Regions from separate parts of the Mus musculus genome. Here region 1 is linked to region 2. Evidence: chromatin loops called from intact Hi-C (ENCODE). Cell type or tissue: gastrocnemius. All regions are shown on one strand. Links, peaks and the distances in the headings refer to the core of each region. The heading gives the core; the rest is flanking DNA.

Region 1 (4,399 bases), core at 139-4,138, 170 kb after region 2:
AATGGGAGAAGTTCAGAGCAATCACCTGTGTTCTTTGGCAGAAGAAACATATAAGCGGCAGTATGTAAAGTGTTCTGTGGTTTGTTTTGACCAACAATGATAAAGTGGGAGAAGAGAAGAAGAGAAAAATAAAAGTGAGAGAGAAATGACTAGTGGCAGATATATACACACACATATCGCACACACATATACATACATACATATTTTAAAAGAACTATTTTTTAAAGAAAAAATATTATTCTTGCTTCCAAAGGTAAATGTAATGCATTATTCTATCCTTAGGTTATCCACATTCAGCTGCCTTGGGACTCAGTTATCAGAAAATGTAGACAACTGCTCCATAGTCAACATCCAAGTACCCAATAGAATATAAACTAGAACTTTGAAAATGAAATGCAGATCGACTCTATTTTAGACCATTTAGGACACTGTAACTAAATATCATAGCCTAGGCAGTTCTGTGGCAGCAGAAACTTATCAATAATGTTGCTGTAAGCTGGGAATTCCAAGATCAAGGTCCCAGCAGACCTGATGTCTGGTGAGAAAAAGCTCTCCGCATTATCCATGATACCCACTTTCTGTTCCCTCATTTAGAAGGTCAGAAGCAGCAGCAAAAGACCCTCCCTCTGGCCTTTATTATGAGGGCACTGGTTCTATTCATAAGGTTCCACTCTCATGGCCAGGTGCAGTCTCTGAGACCAACACATTCTGTATTGGCTTTCAGCATTGTGTCTTTTGGGAGCACACACATATTTATCCTTTGATTTAAGCTGCTGACATCACTTATTTTTTATGCATAAAAGAGCAAGGCTCCTAACAAAATTAACTCCTATTAAGAAGTAGCCAATAACCTTAAATTTAATTAACTGAATGGATACAATATAATTCAAACAAGCAACAACAAACAGCAAAAGACAAATTATCAGAGAATAAGTAGACGGGGGTTAGGAGGAGGGAGCTTTAGCTGTTGTGTCTGTAACAGGCTATGAAAGAAATTACTGTCCCATGAAGCTAGAAAGCTATTATTTATGGGACTAATAGAAGTCTTTGTTTCTAATGCTTTTGCCATACATTGAGTAAGAAAGCACAGAAAATTGGAAAGTGAAAAAAATATGATTTTCTTCTCTACCAAGAGCTATGTACCTTGATGGAAGCTCTGAAATATATTTTTCTCCACCAAATGGTTATGGAATAGCATTAAATTATTTCTAAAGCTCCTTTTAAATTTTGGGCTCCTAAGATCTAGAAGAAAAAGTAAATAGCATTCTGGGGGGAAAAAGGATTAAAGAAGATGATAATATATAAAACTAGTACTGGAAGTAAGAGCTACTGAGCTAAAGGACATGTAAACATTTGAAAGGCAGGTAAGAGTCTGTCTGTCTCTACATTTATTAATTTATATTTTCATTCCCATCTTAGTTACTTTTCTATTGCCATGACAAAACACCATGACCAAGACAACTTACAAAAGAAAATCTTTATTAGAGTTTACAGTTCCTAAGGGTTAGAGTTCACAGTCAGTATGGCAGGGAACATGGCAGTGGGCAGGCAGCAGGCAGGCAGTGGGTAGGCAGCAGGCAGGCTTGCAGGCAGGCAGGCATGGCACCATGGTAAGAACTTATATCTGATTCCCATACACAATTTTAGAGAGAGCTGTACACTGGGGACAGCATGGGCTTTTGAAACCTCAAAGCTCACCCTCAGTGAAACACCTTCTCCAACAAGACACACTTCCTAACCTTTTCCAAACAGTTCCATCAACCCAGGACCAAGCATTCAACTCAATGAGCCTGTGAGAGCCAGTCTCGTTCTGAACCAACATAATACACTAAACAAGCACTCTATCACTGAGCTACACCCACAACCATGAAATCACCTGAATTTTCAACATTTATATTCTCATATATGTATTAAAGTTTGGTAGTATAGAAGAACAAAAAGAACAAAATACACAACTTTGTCTTAATGAAAAATAGAACAAAGAAGTTTGAGATAAACAGCAGCTACCAGGTGCTTAAAAATATTGATGTCATGATGTCTGTAAAATATGGTTCCAGTTAGAGAAAGTCCCTGTATTATATGAACATGCATGAGTATAAAACGATGAAAGAAGTTTACAACATTTGACTTAAGTGAACGCCAGTCAACAGTTTATAACACACACACACACACACACACACACACACACACACACACACACACACACAGAGGCATACACACATGCACAAAGAACAATGTTTGTTTGTTTGTTTGGTTGGTTGGTTTGATTGGTTTGGTTTGGTTTGGTTTGGTTTGGTTTGGTTTTCAAGACAAGGTTTCGCTGTGTAGCGCTGGCTGTCCCGGAACTCTCTCTATAAACAAGACTGGCCTCAAACAGTCACTTTTGAATTTGGTAGGAAAAGATAGAAAAAGTTAGTTTGTTGATTTTAAAGAATGTAAAAAGCACTACTAGTTCGTACTGCATTAGGAAGTGGCTTGAGGTCAGACAAACTCCAGTCCTGTCTCAGTCACAGCTTTGGAACTCAGGGAGATGACAGCCTCCAGTGTTGGGCAGTTGCCTTTTTTTTCTCTGTGGGCTTTTGTCGGAATCGGTTAAGGTAAAACTTTTGAACATTTATTAGTCCAGCACCCTGACAGCCTAAAAGTGCAACAAAAGTAAACTGCAAAAGCAACCTTGTCACCATTGGTCGTCCATTTTCTATCTTAAGGGGAAAACCAAACACTGAGAGCTTGAGTGACAGGCAGAGAAGGCGGGAGTAAGAGAGGCCAAGAGGAGGAGCCTTCAGGATAACTAATGCCAAGAAGGTTGCTTGTTCAGCTCTCTGCTGCAGTTACAGGCCACGTGTCTTCAACATTATTCCTTTACACACCAGCTAGCTTTCAGGCAACCCCTCTCCCCGACTCTTTGTCTTACTAACTTTTCCAATATTGCTTTCAAAAGAAAGAGTCAAAAATAAACAGTTTCCGTTCTGTGAAACTCTTTATCACATATATCTGGGAAAGACCAGTAAGATGGAATTTTGGGCAAGAGCAATGATTAATGGTTAGCTTATATGGGCTCTGTCATGGAAAAAAAGATAAACTTTTCTTCTTTTTTGTTGAGTGAATAAAATGGCAGAAAAGAATGAGTGGAAACAGGAGTTTAGTGCTTTTAGTCTTAAAGAGTCTTTTCTTGGGATCCTTTGAAGTCAGCACAGAAAAAAAAGGTGCCCTCGTTAATAAAAACAAGGGCTATTCCTTACTACATACTCTATCCATCATATTACATGTGTCCTTTGAATGTAGCTATGATATGGAATTATTATCAAAATTTTACACATAAATAAGGAGCCAGACACAGACTATTTCAAATTCATACAGCCCAAAATGTAGAAATATGAAAAAAAAACCCTAAAGAGGTGTGTGTGTGTGTGTGTGTGTGTGTGTGTGTGTGTGTGTGTGTGTGTGTGTGTGATGTAATCAGGTATATGCACATATGCAAACCCTGAGGCCAGAGAAGGATGTTGGGTGTGCTGCTCTGTCACCCTCTACCTTATTCCTTGAGACAGAGTCTCTCCTTGAACCTTCAGCCAGAAAATCTTCAGTCCAGCCCAGAAAGCCCCAATACTATTCCTGCCTATGCTCCTCAAGCACTTGTGTTACAGTCATGCGCACAGCCCCAGGTGATGGGGATCCTAACTCAGGTCCCCCTGCTTGCCCAGCAAGCACTCTGACCTCCTGAGACATCTCTCTAGCCTCAAAGCCTAGGAAAACATCATGAATTATGCAGAAATCTTCAGCTTATCCTAGCCAATAGGTAGAGGTGAATTACAGGAGAAACAACACTAGAACATGTAATTTGAAACCTAAACCTCAACTTAGTATTATTTTTATAGTTTTTTTTTTAATCCTCAAATTGTCTCGAGGTTTCTTGTCAATGCGTATAGTCAAAGGAACAATAAGAAGAATGAGATGAAAGGTTTGTTTTCTAGGGTCACGATTCATTCCATTCTGTGGGAAAGCAGAATGGCGGGTTTTCAAGTCCATACTGAGAAATAACATAAAATGTTAGCTGTTTATATTTTTATGGGATTGGAAAACTACAGGTTTCATTGGATATTCTTGGGCTATTAGGCACATGTGATTGGCCTGAAGCAAAATGTGCAGTTTACTTTTTTTTTAGAACAGTTTCAGGAGGTGTGAAGCCCTCCCGTGGCTCCCAGCCCTTCATACACAGCCTCTGCCATCATTAACCCTACCACATGGACTACAGATGATGACCTTACACTGACACATGATTACCCGAGTATGAATTTTTTGGAATGACTTTTAACTATTTCATTTTGCTACAAAGTTTGTAAATAACCATCTCATAGAAGATATAATCATCTGTGAGCAATGTTCTGTCTTTTGCTGCAGA
Region 2 (4,399 bases), core at 271-4,270:
AAAACCAGGCGACCCATGACGGAGTTAAGGTTTCACACAGCACAATGATACTGTTGTGCTGAGATTTTCCTCTGGCGGCTGTGGACATTTCCTGCCTCTGGCAACCCCTCAGCCCTCCCGGCCTTCTCTTTGACTTCAACATTCTTCCAGTCTGGAAGGATTTGGGAGGAATTCAAAAGAAAACATCTGACATTGTTAAGGGCTTTCTCTTCACAGTCTTCCAATTCCACACAACAGGGAACATTTCCGAGTGCCTGCAGGTGCTTGTAATATATTCTTCCTTTTCCCTTTGAACATTTATCAAATAGCCTCACAATGACATTGCTTTTAAAAATCCTCATAGATGTGATAATAAAATCACTTTAAAAGTAATTGCTAATTGCCTCCTAATGTGTGCACCGAAACAGTTAAGTTTCCTGGGAGGTATTGGAAGGGAACAGATCAAAGAGCTTTTCACTCGCTAGACACACCCTTGCTGCAATGTTCCTTTGCTACCACTGGGGGACGCTGTTTCATTGCACACGGCACAGCAAACGGTCCGGCCAAATGTAAAAACAAAACCAAACAGTGGGATACAGTATTAAAACTCAAAACATCTCAGGATAAAACCATTGTTGCGGTTTATCACGCCGATGTAAAAATGAAGCCCGATCCAGCAGAAACACTTTGAACTGAGAAGCTAAATATTTGAAATATGTTCCGAGTAAGGTAGGGAAACCAACTTTCGTGTTTGAACAAACCAGCTGCTGGACTCAGATGGGTTTGCTCTGCTCATACTGACCCGATGGAGTTTTGAGTCCTGCTTGGGTCTCAAAAGGAAAGCCCCCCATCTCTAGTTGTACATCCACATAAGATGGGAATGACAGAAACCTACTGAGAATCACCTGCTGTGTGTGTGAGACAGTCTATTGTAGAAGGGGTACCTGGGCCAATGGCAAGTGAAATCATTCACTTTTGTGTCTCTTTGTGTGTCGGGGGTCGGTAAGTGTGTGCACATGTGTTCATGTGTATACTCCTCTGTCTGTGGGCCTGTGGGTGCCTATGTAGGTCAAAGGTCAATGCCGGCTCTCTTTCTCAATTGCTTTCCACCATGTTTGGGTTTTGGGTTTTTTGAAATAGGAACTTTTACCCTCAATTGATGTTCTTCTTCCATGGTGATTTTAATTTGTGTCAGGTTGACAAAAAACAAAAAGCAAAAAACCAAAAAACCCAAAAACCCTAACTGGACACTTATTGGAACTAGAGATCCCGAATTGGGTTATAATAGCTGGGGTTACATATACGCACCCAGTTCTTTTTTCAGTATGAATGCTGGAGTGACTGAAACGCAAGCCCTCATCCATGTATGGGGAGCACTGTCTGAAACATCTTCCCAGCCCTGCTAGTTTACTTTTGAAAGGTACTTGGCGATGTCTTCTATGAGGAAGGAAATGCCTTCTGTCACAGAGCTATGACAATCAGAGCAGCATCCCCCCCAGTTTCTGTAACTAAATTATTCTCCTGTCTCCCAGCACTTAGCACGCTGGATGTCATTGCCTCTTTGTCTTGTCAGGTTAGGGATTGTGTCTTTCTTGTTTCCCATTGTCTCTTCGAGGCCTGTCATGGGATACACTCCCGGGGTGTGGAGCTCTATGCATTGGGAAGCCATATTTATCCTTTCAATAGGTATTTGTTTATTTGCTAAGGAAAAAAAAATGTTTCTAGTTTAACTCTTATTTTGGAATCTTTCGTTGATAAGAGTTCTCAAGGGTTTTTTTCAACCTTTGCCTAGAGTTGTGAAGATTTCACTTCTCCATCGACTTTAAAGTCAGGGTGGCCAGCTGCTTCATTTTGCGTGGGATTCTCTCAGGATGTGGAAACTCTAGCGCTAAAGGCTCCAGCCCAACAGGGACAGACAGACAGTCACCCTATAAAAATGTAAATCTGACCAGTACCCTGGGTGTGCAGAGTAGCCTTTTTCTAGCTTTAGAACAAAACCATAACCTGAGGGTGGGAAATTTGTCACCAAGAGTGGGCTATGTGACACAGTGTGCTAGGGTGGAGGTTAGAGTCACTGACCAGAGGAAGAACACGCATACTGGCCCCTGAGTGCAGCCGGGTGCAGCCTTAAATGATGGTTGTTAAACAGAAGGACTATCAGAGAGGTGAATAAAAATTCCTCATTACCCAGGAATGTGCTTTGTTAGCCTAATTGCCCTTCATCTGTACTGTATATATTTTATGCATGAACAACTTCCTGATTTAGAGATGGGATTGATAAAAGCTTTCAGTAAAAGGGGAAAATTATGCTTAAAACCCTGCCCAGATGTAGCTGCATTCAATTTAGAAAGATAACATTGGGTCACATAAGGGTCGGCCAGTTCAACAATGGCAAGGGGCTGGGCTGTGACAGCCCAGGATCTGGATGTGTCGATGTGACAATGGAGAGTTGGCAGAGGCTAGGGCAGCCTTTCTTTAGCCAAGTCCCCAGGCCATCAATCTTGGTGGCCAACACTGGAGATCAAAACATGTAGAAACAGCAATGTGGTCTCGAAAAATTTATTATCATTTTAGATAGATTGCAATAAATATCCAGATTTGGCAGATGAAGAAGGTCGTTGTGTTCTTTTGGTGCAAACTTGAAATACTGGCTCATAAAATAGGAAAGGAGATTGGAAAACAAACCCAGCCAGGACTGTGAAAAGTGGTTAGAAAATAAAAGATTTGGGGAAAATAAGGACACACTCCCACCCCACCCCCTTTTTCGGTGCAAGAAAATATGGCTCATTTGAATGGATCTAAATTTGAGATCTTAAAAGGAGAATAACAGTTGTCTATTTCAAGTACTGCTGATAAACAGATTGGAGCCAGTAACCAAGCCATCCTCCAATAAGGACTCTCCATGTGAATTTGCTTTACCTAACAAAGAGCAATTAGCATTCAAGTTATTTCCCTATAGGTAGATGTCTCTAACGTCTCTGAATCATACTCATCCCATAAATGTATTAGAGAAAAATGTGGCATGCAAGCAGAAGCTGTAGTGCATTCTTTAGCTTTCACCCCATCTCTCCAGCCCCTGCTGTCCTTTCTTCGTTCTCTGTAATTCACTCCTTGAGTCAACAAGCATTTGTTCAATGCTTGTAAGGCATAGGAACTATGTTGGGGGGGGGGACTAGTGTGGGGATAGCAAGACTAAGAAGGCCTGGTCCTGCACTGTTTCCCCTTGATCCAGGGAGGCAGCTGCCCAAAGACACAACCATTGCACAGCCAGATATAGGCAACCTATCCAGAGAGCCCTATGGAGGCCCTGTGGGCACCCCAGGAGCCACTTTCTGTGTTTGGTCATATGGGTGTGTTGTCACCTAGTGCTAATCTGAGTGATGGTGCACTGTGTGGAGAAAAGCTTAGTTCTGTGTGAGAAAGAACAGTTACTGGGGAGGGGGAGTCATTGGGTTTGGCCAAAGGCTGTGATAAGCTTCCTTCCTAGAATCACACAGTAGGACAACAAGACACATGGGACCATTTGTGGCTAGGCTCTGCACCCATGAGGGGATGCTATGATACCTGCTTGTTTCTCTCCTCTCTGCTCCTTCACTTCTGCCCCCCTCAACTTAGTGCTAGCCAGTTAGGAAACTCTCATTTGAAAAAGTTAAGCACAACCCAACTTCTACTGATGGAGAGCCCAAAGGAACAGTTCATACCAGATATGTTTGATGACAATGTAAGTGATTGGCTGCTTAGAGAACTCTAGGACGCCTTTGGTTAGTCCAATCCCACATGCACTGACACCAGTGGAGGCACGAGGTCTGGTTTTCAGATCCTGGGTTGGAATTCAGAGATCACCAGAGAGCCGGTGCCTTTGCTGTAAGAAGGTATCAAGTGCTGCTCTGCAGAGAAACAGCTACATCTGAGCTTGACCCACACCTCTGTTTCTCAGCAGCGCATGCTTAACACAAAAGCATACAAGCACATGGTAGTCCCACACACCACAGCAGGAATCATCTTGTTGTTTTGCTTCGTTACCATGACTACATCTGGAAGGAGTTAGGACCAGCACACCCTGGATGGAAAGGGAAGATTCAAACTGGGAAGCAGAAAACATTCGCTTTACTGTCATCCATCCTCTATCCTTGTCCAAAGAGATTGTATCCTCATCAAATCAAAGGTCACTCCCTGCATGCAAATATGGCAACTCTAGACTCTCTTCCATCATGACATAGTTACAAATCAAGTTAAGTCTTCTTGTCAGAACCTCTTCACCAAATGAATGTGCTGAAAACCTCTCAGGCTGGGTTCTGGCCCCTCAGGGGTGGCCTCCAGACAGAGATCTGTCAACCTTCCCCGCCTTGACTCATTCTCCCATGGCCTAGGCATGGGATGGCAGCCAGAGTAGGAACCAAGAGCTGGTCTAACCTTTGGG

The links. A loop is a pair of places that touch in the nucleus more often than their neighbours do. Peaks named below come from ENCODE experiments on the same cell type or tissue, not always from the same donor. Only the 100,000 strongest peaks of a DNase experiment are listed, where the experiment ranks them.
Region 1: it touches region 2 in a loop (4-fold over the local background); 8 of 42 quality-filtered maps call a loop at or near these places.

Annotation. Positions count from the first base shown.
Region 1 is chr1:82,304,880-82,309,278 of GRCm38, reverse strand. No RefSeq gene overlaps it. Among named protein-coding and RNA genes, the nearest start is that of Rhbdd1, 9.5 kb to the left of the region's middle. In gastrocnemius, for the core only: no CTCF peak of the experiment used is centred there; no DNase peak of the experiment used is centred there.
Region 2 is chr1:82,472,575-82,476,973 of GRCm38, reverse strand. All of the region lies in intron 37 of Col4a4 (collagen, type IV, alpha 4), which reads left to right. Among named protein-coding and RNA genes, the nearest start is that of Gm46095, 100 kb to the right of the region's middle. In gastrocnemius, for the core only: no CTCF peak of the experiment used is centred there; DNase peaks (open chromatin) are centred at 495 and 2,433; H3K4me3 peaks cover 829 bases; H3K27ac peaks cover 1,962 bases.